2 separate regions of the Homo sapiens genome follow, and region 2 is linked to region 1. Evidence: read pairs that join two places in POLR2A ChIA-PET (ENCODE). Cell type or tissue: HepG2. All regions are shown on one strand. Links, peaks and the distances in the headings refer to the core of each region. The heading gives the core; the rest is flanking DNA. Region 1 overlaps UBAC2 (UBA domain containing 2). Region 2 has its middle 93 kb from the start of FARP1.

Evidence for each region. Peaks named below come from ENCODE experiments on the same cell type or tissue, not always from the same donor. Only the 100,000 strongest peaks of a DNase experiment are listed, where the experiment ranks them.
Region 2: POLR2A ChIA-PET joins it to region 1 with 7 read pairs; 2 of 35 experiments call an interaction of 5 or more read pairs at or near these places.

Annotation. Positions count from the first base shown.
Region 1 is chr13:99,238,879-99,243,270 of GRCh38, reverse strand. The region is part of intron 2 of UBAC2 (UBA domain containing 2); the gene reads right to left. Among named protein-coding and RNA genes, the nearest start is that of GPR18, 17 kb to the left of the region's middle. In HepG2, for the core only: no CTCF peak of the experiment used is centred there; no DNase peak of the experiment used is centred there.
Region 2 is chr13:98,047,509-98,051,900 of GRCh38, reverse strand. No RefSeq gene overlaps it. Among named protein-coding and RNA genes, the nearest start is that of FARP1, 93 kb to the left of the region's middle. In HepG2, for the core only: no CTCF peak of the experiment used is centred there; DNase peaks (open chromatin) are centred at 1,670 and 3,900; H3K4me3 peaks cover 523 bases.

The sequences.
Region 1 (4,392 bases), core at 320-4,319:
TATAAGGGGACATACAAAAAAAAAAAAAAAAAAAAAAGAGCTACTCAAAGGCCTATTTTTGAGTCTGCTTAAACATTTTTCAGATTTTTAAAGATAATCCCAATGACATCTCAAACATCCTAATCTTATTTCCCCTTCACAATGACCTTATGAGATAGGTAAAACAAATATTAATTCCAACTTTTCTTTGTATTTTTATTGTGGTAAAACAGATATAAAAGTTAAAATTTTGCTGGCTGCCCAGTCTGGAAAGTGAGGAGCGTCTCTGCCCGGCCGCCATCCCATCTAGGAAGTGAGGAGCGCCTCTTCCCGGCCGCCATCCCATCTAGGAAGTGAGGAGCGTCTCTACCCGGCCGCCCATCGTCTGAGATGTGGGGAGCACCTCTGCCCCGCCGCCCCGTCTGGGAGGTGAGGAGCGTCTCTGCCCGGCCGCCCCGTCTGAGAAGTGAGGAGCCCCTCCGCCCGGCAGCCACCCCGTCTGGGAAGTGAGGAGCGTCTCCGCCCGGCAGCCACCCCGTCCGGGAGAGAGGTGGGGGTCAGCCCCGGCCAGGCCAGCCGCCCCGTCGGGGAGGGAGGTGGGGGGGGTCAGCCCCCCGCCCGGCCAGCCGCCCCGTCCGGGAGGGAGGTGGGGGGGTCAGCCCCCCGCCTGGCCAGCCACCCCGTCTGGGAGGTGAGGGGCGCCTCTGCCCGGCCGCCCCTACTGGGAAGTGAGGAGCCCCTCTGCCCGGACAGCCGCCCCGTCCGGGAGGGAGGTGGGGGGGGCAGCCCCCCGCCCGGCCAGCCGCCCCGTCGGGGAGGGAGGTGGGGGGGTCAGCCCCCCGCCCGGCCAGCCGCCCCGTCTGGGAGGTGAGGGGCGCCTCTGCCCGGCCGCCCCTACTGGGAAGTGAGGAGCCCCTCTGCCCGGACAGCCGCCCCGTCCGGGAGGGAGGTGGGGGGGTCAGCCCCCCGCCCGGCCAGCCGCCCCGTCCGGGAGGTGAGGGGCACCTCTGCCCGGCCACCACCCCGTCTGGGAGGTGTGCCCAGCAGCTCATTGAGAACGGGCCATGATGACAATGGCGGTTTTGTGGAATAGAAGGGGGGGAAAGGTGGGGAAAAGATTGAGAAATCGGATGGTTGCCGTCTCTGTGTAGAAAGAAGTAGACATGGGAGACTTTTCATTTTGTTCTGTACTAAGAAAAATTCTTCTGCCTTGGGATCCTGTTGATCTGTGACCTTACCCCCAACCCTGTGCTCTCTGAAACATGTGCTGTGTCCACTCAGGGTTAAATGGATTAAGGGCGGTGCAAGATGTGCTTTGTTAAACAGATGCTTGAAGGCAGCATGCTCCTTAAGAGTCATCACCACTCCCTAATCTCAAGTACCCAGGGACACAAACACTGCGGAAGGCCGCAGGGTCCTCTGCCTAGGAAAACCAGAGACCTTTGTTCACTTGTTTATCTGCTGACCTTCCCTCCACTATTGTCCTATGACCCTGCCAAATCCCCCTGTGCGAGAAACACCCAAGAATGATCAATAAAAAAAAAAAAAGTTGAAAAAAAAAAAAAGTTAAAATTTTAACTATTGAGTATACAATTCAGTGGTATTAAGCAAATTCACAATATTGTACACCCATCACCACTATCTATTTCCAGAACTCTTCATCATCCTAGACAGAAATGCCATGCTAACTTCCTGTTCCCTCTCCCCTTAGCCCCAGGAAACACTATTCTACTTAATGTCTCTATGAATTTGCTTATATTAGATACCTCATGTAAGTAAGATCATTTATTTGTCCTTTTGCATTTGCTCATTTCACTTTGCATAATATTTTCAAGGTTCATGGTAAAGCATGTATCAATCTCATTCTCATTTATAGTTGAATAATATTCTATGGTATGTATACACCACATTTTGTTTATCCATGTATCTGTTAATAGACATTTGGGTTTCTGCCTTTTTGCTATTGTGAATAATGCTGCTGCGAACATTGGTAATAGTAACTCTTTTCTTTTTTTTTTTTTTTTTTTGAGACAGGGTCTCACTCTGTTGCCCAGGCTGTAGTGCAGTGATGTGATCACATCTCACTGCAGGCTCAACCCTCTGAGACTGAATCAATACTCGCAGCTCAGCCTCCTGAGTAGCTGGGACTACAGGTGTGCACCACCACACCCGTCTAATTTTTGTATTTTTTGTAGAGATGGTGTTTTGCCATGTTGCCCAGGCTGGTCTTGAACTCCTGGGCTCAAGCAATCCATCCACAAACGTTGGCCTCCCAAGGTGCTGAAATGACAGGTGTGAGCCACCACACCCAGCCAACTGTCTTAAGGAAAAAGAGGCACAGAGAAACTAAAGTTTGTAAAGTCATACAACCTGTGCTCTTGCCAACAGAAATAAGAATACAAATGAGAAGTCTGAGCATATCAACTGTCAAAACCTGTCACATATGTCTCTACTCCAAGCAAGACACCAGGCAGAGTCTTTGTCATGACTGTACTGGCCACCAGAGTTCACCTCACCTGCCAGCCCAGCTGAACTGGGATGGCTGCCTCTAAGGCTGTGTTGAGGCCATAGCTGGGCTCAAGGAGAAACAGTACCGGAGTCACACTGAAACTTTAGGCAGCATATACCTCCATCAATATGATCAATGAGGCAGTACACGAGAGCACATAGGAAACTGCCAAGGACTTTACCAATGTCCGATGATGATGACTGTCATCTCCTCAGAACACCAGATTCAAAAACCATAAGAGGCAGCTCCAAGTCCTCTATCCCCACATTTAATATTACAATGAAAATACTCTACTCAGGGATAAGCTCTGAGAGCCACTAAGAAAATCTGAGGATTAAGGAAATGGAGAGTTTGTAATTACTAAGATATAACAAACTGCATTTCTAGAACCCCATTTTTTCAGTTAATGAAAATAAAGCTGCTAGCTACAGTTTTAAATAATTTATGTGTTGCAATCATACTCAAGGACACAAAACTATGAGAGCTGGTATAAGAATAAACCACTGCATATTATTATACAGGTGAATGTCCCCTAAAGACTGGTAACTGGCTACCGGCTTGCACTCAGCAAAGCACTGCTTCTGCAACTCAACCTAAAGAAAACTGACTGTACCTCTGCATTCACTGCCAAAATCTGGAGGTTCAGAACTTACAAAATAAAGCCCTTCATCAACTGAGCCCTCCTGGACTTCTCCAATCTAAGCCTGGGTTTGCCTCAAAGCACGCTTCCTGTACCACACTCCTAAGGGTCTGAAATTCATGTTACTTCCTGAAGTAAAATGCCCTTCCCTCTCTTCATTGCTAATTAACAGTCATCCCTTCTTTTTGGACCAAACTGAAGGCTCACACCCCTAAGACTCTCCAGAGGTAGGCCCCCAATACTGGTCCCTATTTCCTTGATCACCCCCCAAGGATGTCATGTACACCTGTGACCTACAGATCACGTTCTTATGTGTATGCGTGTGTTTAGATTTCCCAAGGCAGAACTGCAACTCCCATATCTCTCATGAATACACACTGAGAGCCTCTTAGGTGTTTTAAGTGTTAATCTGGATGTGGCTATTCCCATTCCTGGACAGAAGAGTGGTCTTCTTCCATCCAAGCAGGTCACCACCTTTAAAGCACAGATGCCCACAGAGTGGGCTTAGCCAAACGAACCAAATTAACTCCAGAAATTAGGAAGGTATCAACCCAAGGCCCGGGGGCCCTTACATTAGTGGTCCTCAAAGCCAGCCATACACTAGAATCCCCTAGGGGTTGTTTTTAAATGTACAGCAATGCCCAGGCGCCACCACCAGACTCTGTGACTCAGTTGTTCTGGGGCGAGATACTGTGTTTATATAAATCTAGGTATAAATTATACCTTCACGTAAGTATAGATATGGAGACAGATCTTTGAAGTTTTTTCAGGTGATTCTAATGTGTGTCCGGGGTTGAGAAGGACTGCATTATAGCAACTGAAATAATACAGAAGCTACACTATCTTCTGACAAATCAGTAATACGGATAAATAACTAAAAGACCTGCACAGTAAGTTGGTGAAGCCAATCTGAGCAATGGTATTAATTATATCACTATGAAGAAAAGGTGTCAGTGTTCAAGAAATGGATTATTATGCTTAAAATGGGCTAACCAAGTGCTTAGCAAAGAAAGGGTAGCAGTCATATACCAGAATTTGCATGAACACTCCAATTCATAGACAAGAACCCAGTACTAGCATTTTCAACAAGATCAGTCCAGAAACCTTGAAAAGCACTTCTGCTCTTTCCCACAGCAGAAACTCAAGAGAAATTTCTTACTTCGTTTAACCACCACTGTAAAAGTTATCAAAAATTCATAATCTGATACAGCTGACAGAGCCTAGCTCCTCTAATCAAATATTCAAATTGAGACAAGGTTTTGGC
Region 2 (4,392 bases), core at 138-4,137, 1.2 Mb after region 1:
AAGTGATTCTCCTGCCCCAGCCTCCCAAGTAGCTGGGATTACAGGCATGTGCCACCACATCTGGCAAATTTTTGTATTTTTTAGTAGATATGGGGTTTCTACATGTTGGTCAGGCTGGTCTCGAACTCCCAGCCTCAGGTGATCTGCCCACCTCGGCCTCCCAAAGTGCTAAGATTACAGGCGTGAGCCACCGTGCCTGGCCCGGCTGTGGCAATTGCTTAAAATCCTATATAATGAATGACATAGTATATTTTTGCATGTGTATGGTGCAGTGCTTGGAATGTGTGTATTTTTTTTTTTTTTTTGAGACAGAGCCTCTGTTGTCCAGGCTGGAGTGCAGTGGCGCAATCTTGGTTCACTGTAAACTTCGCCTCCTGGGTTCGAGCAATTCTCCTGACTCAGCCTCCCAAGTAGCTGGGATTACAGGTGTGCACCACCACACCTGGCTGATTTTCATATTTTTAGTAGAGACGGGGTTTCACCATGTTGGCCATCATTGGCCAGGCTAGTCTTGAATTCCTGATTTCAGGTAATCCACCCACATTCGCCTTCCAAAGTACTGGGATTATAGGCATGAGCCACCACACTGGGCTGAATGTGTGTATTTTTTAAAGAACAGGCCAGGCACAGTGGCTCACGCCTGTAATCCCAATACTTTGGGAGGCAGAGGCGGGTGGACTGCTTAAGCCCGGGAGTTTGAGACCAACCTGGGCAATCTAGCAAAACCCCGACTCTACTAAAAATACAAAAATTAGCTGGGCATGGTGGCACATGCCTGTAATCCCAGCTACTCAGGAGGCTGAGGTGTGAGAATCACTTGAACCTGGGAGGCGGGGGTTGCAGTGACCTGAGATGGCACCACTGCACTCCAGCCTGGGCGACAGAGTGAGACTCTGTCTCAAAAAAAAAAAAAGAAAGAAAGAAAGAAAGAAATCAAAAAACAAAACAAACAAACGAAAATTGGCTGGGGTTGGTGGCTCATGCCTGTAATCCCAACACTTTGGGAGGTCGAGGTGGGCGGATCACCTGAGGCCAGGAGTTCAAGACCAGCATGGCCAATATAGCGAAACCCTATCTCTACTAAAAAACACAAAAATTAGCCAGGCGTGGTGGTGCATGCACCTGTAATCCCAGCTACTAGGGAGGCTGAGGCGGGAGAATCGCTTGAACCCGGGAGGTGGAGGTTGCCGTAAGCTGAGATTGCGCCACTGCACTCCAGCCAGGGTGACAGAGCGAGACTCTGTAACAACAACAACATCCACATTAGCAATCCTCTCGAGCCTAATTTACGTGAAAGCTCCATTTTGGATCTGGGTCTACTCTTGGATTACATCATTCTGGATCATGCACAGCCCTGAGCAGAGGGAAATCCTTTGCCTTCCAGGTGCCAATGCCCTCTCTGATTCCCAAGCACCAAATTGGTAATGGGGTGTGGGATGGTGTTTCCTAGCCTTGCCCCACTCATCTGCTGCTAGCTGTGTGACCTTACAGGCTTACAGGCTTTTTCTGTCCATCGTGCGTGTCTTTAGTTGCTCTATGGCAGCTGCTCATGTCTTCATGGTCCTTCTCTACCAAGTCCTCCATGCTGTCCACTCGACATGGGCAGTGACTTGTCTGTCTTCTGGCTCCCAGGACCTGGCACAGTGCCAGCATGCAGTAGTCACGGAAGACGGCATTTGATGCTTAAATAAACATCCTGCCAGAGTCACAGTCCAACACAGATTTGATCTGTCTGTATGTCAAGGCTTCACTTTGTATCTTGTGTTTGTTTTTGGTGATCACCTTTTGCCACTAATTGGTAAATATTTATCCTCAAAGAAGAAAAGCAACCTCTCAAGAATGACTCTTTAATGGTGCGATGTACTAAAGTATTACAAGTAAAAGTTTCATGTCTGGGATTTGCTTTTGAATACTCAAGAAAAAGTGACGGGAAAATAAAACAAAGTGGCAGAATGTTGATAATTGTGGAATCTGGGTGGCAGTTACACAGGGGTTCATTAGCCTCTTTTCTCTATTTGGGGGAGTCTTTGAATTCTCTATTTTGGGGAGTCTTTGAAATTTTCTATAATAAAAAGTTAAATGCAGCTGGGTGGGGTCCCAACACTTTGGGAGGGCAAGGTGGGTGGATCACTTGAGGTCAGGAGTCTGACACCAACCTGGCCAACACGGTGAAACTCCATCTCTACTAAAAATACAAAAAATTAGTTGGGTGTGGTGGCAGACGCCTGTAGTCCGAGCTACTCAGGAGGCTGAGGCAGGAGAATTGCTTGAATCTAGGAGGTGGAGATTGTGGTGAGCTGAGATTGTGCCACTGGACTCCTGCCTGGGTGACAGAGCAGGACTCCATCTAAAAAAAAAAAAAAAAAAAAAAAAAGCTAAATGCAGGCAGGGCACAATGGCTCACACCTGTAATCCCAGCACTGTGGGAGGCCAAGGCAGGTGGATCACTTGAGGTCAGGAGTAGAGACCAGCTTGGCCAACATGGTGAAACCCCATCTCTACTAAAAACACAAAAATTAGCCAGGCGTGGTGGCGCAGGCCTGTAGTCCCAGCTACTCGTGAGGCTGAGGCAGGAGAATCACCTAAGCCTGGGAAAGTTGAGGCTGCAGTAAACCGGGATCGTGCCAAGCTACTCCAGCCTGGGTGACAAAGTGAGACCCTATCTCAAAAAACAACAACAAACAAACAAACAAACAAACAACAGATATATTGCCAGGCACAGTGGCTCACACCTGTAATCCCAGCACTTTGGGAGGCTGAGCTGGGTCCAGGAGGCTGCGGCTTGAGTCCAGGAGTTTGAGACCAGTGTGGGCAACATACTAAGACCCAGTGTCTATTAAAAAACAAAAAAAAAAAAAGAAAGAAAATTCAAATAACACATAAAGTATAAAGAAGAAGAGAAAGTGAAAAAAAAAAAGCGAGTAATTTTCTCAACACCCGGAAAACATGGAGGTGCTAATACCATCACAAGATTGTTGGGAGAGTTTAATGAAAGAACACGTGAAAATATTTAGCACATAGTAGGTCCTCAAAAGTCAGGGTGCATTTACACTAAAGCCTGTGGAACATAAGCGTCAGGGGTCCCTCCCAGCAGGAGTTCTTTCCAAGGCCCCTGCCAATGTGTTCCCCTGTCATCAGTTTTTGTAAAATTTGCAAAGGCAATATATTTTTGTATTTTATTTAAAAAAAATCCCCCTTGAATTGCATGACTTGAAAACCCCAGAAAATCTGGAAGTTCTCCTGCTGAAACATTGTCGTTACTTTCCTGCCTTTGATAAATAGCAACATCACGTTTTCCATCTATTGAGAGAAAGCCTGTGGAACATCTGAGGCCGAGGTCACTTTGCAAGGCTCAGCCTGAGGCCACATCTCATTTTTATCTCCCCCTTGAGGATGACAGACTTACCTGGCACATGGCTCCATCTTCATTAGCGAAGACCACTCATTCATTCCTCAGAGCAATCACCACGGCTGGCACCTTCCTGGGATGAAAGCAGCCCACTGTGCTGCATGTGCTCTGAAAATCTCAGAAGAAAGTATGCCAGCCTGCGTTCTCTGCGCCTGCAGAAGGGAAGTGAAAACGGCTTCCACTGACAGCAAGTCAAATGACAAAATCAGGGATTCTTTCTTCGTTTTTTTTTTTTTCCCTAAACCACCTGTGCGACTAACCTAAGCAATCCTTATTAGTAAGTCTTATATTGGAGGAAGCTGACGAAAATAACTCCATTCCAACACGGAAAAAGAATCTGAGTTTGTTCTATTTGCTTCAAAAGATTGTTTTGATTATTACAGACCCATGGGAAGAGAGAGGCTGTCTGCACCACAATTATTTTCAGCCACCGACTGTCTCCTTAGCTCAAGCATGGCAGTAATGAGGCGGAAGCCCTGGGTTCAGTCCCCGTGTAGACAAGTGACCTTTGCTCCTGACGCAGACTGTACCTTGACCTTGGCCATCTTAAAAATGTATGTTGGCCGGGCGCAGTGGCTCACGCCTGTAATCCTAGCACTTTGGGAGGCCGAGACGGGCAGATCACCTGAGGTCAGGAGTTTGAAACCAGCCTGGTCAACATGATGAAACCCCACCTCTACTAAAAATACAAAAATTAGCCGGACGTGGTGGTGGGTGCCTGAAATCCCAACTACTCGGGAAGCGGAGGCAGGAGAGTCACTTGAACCCCGGAGGTGGAGGCTGCAGTGAGCCGAGATCACACCACTGCACTCCAGCCTGGGCGACAGAGTGAGACTCGGTCTCAAAATATAAATAAATAAAAAATGCATGTCACCAGTCCCTGGCGGGCCGGAATGGAACACCATGGGCATGTCCATTGCACGATCGGAAAACCAGTTTACAAGTACATGACTCATTGATCTTGGGTTTTCAGAGCCCTTTTG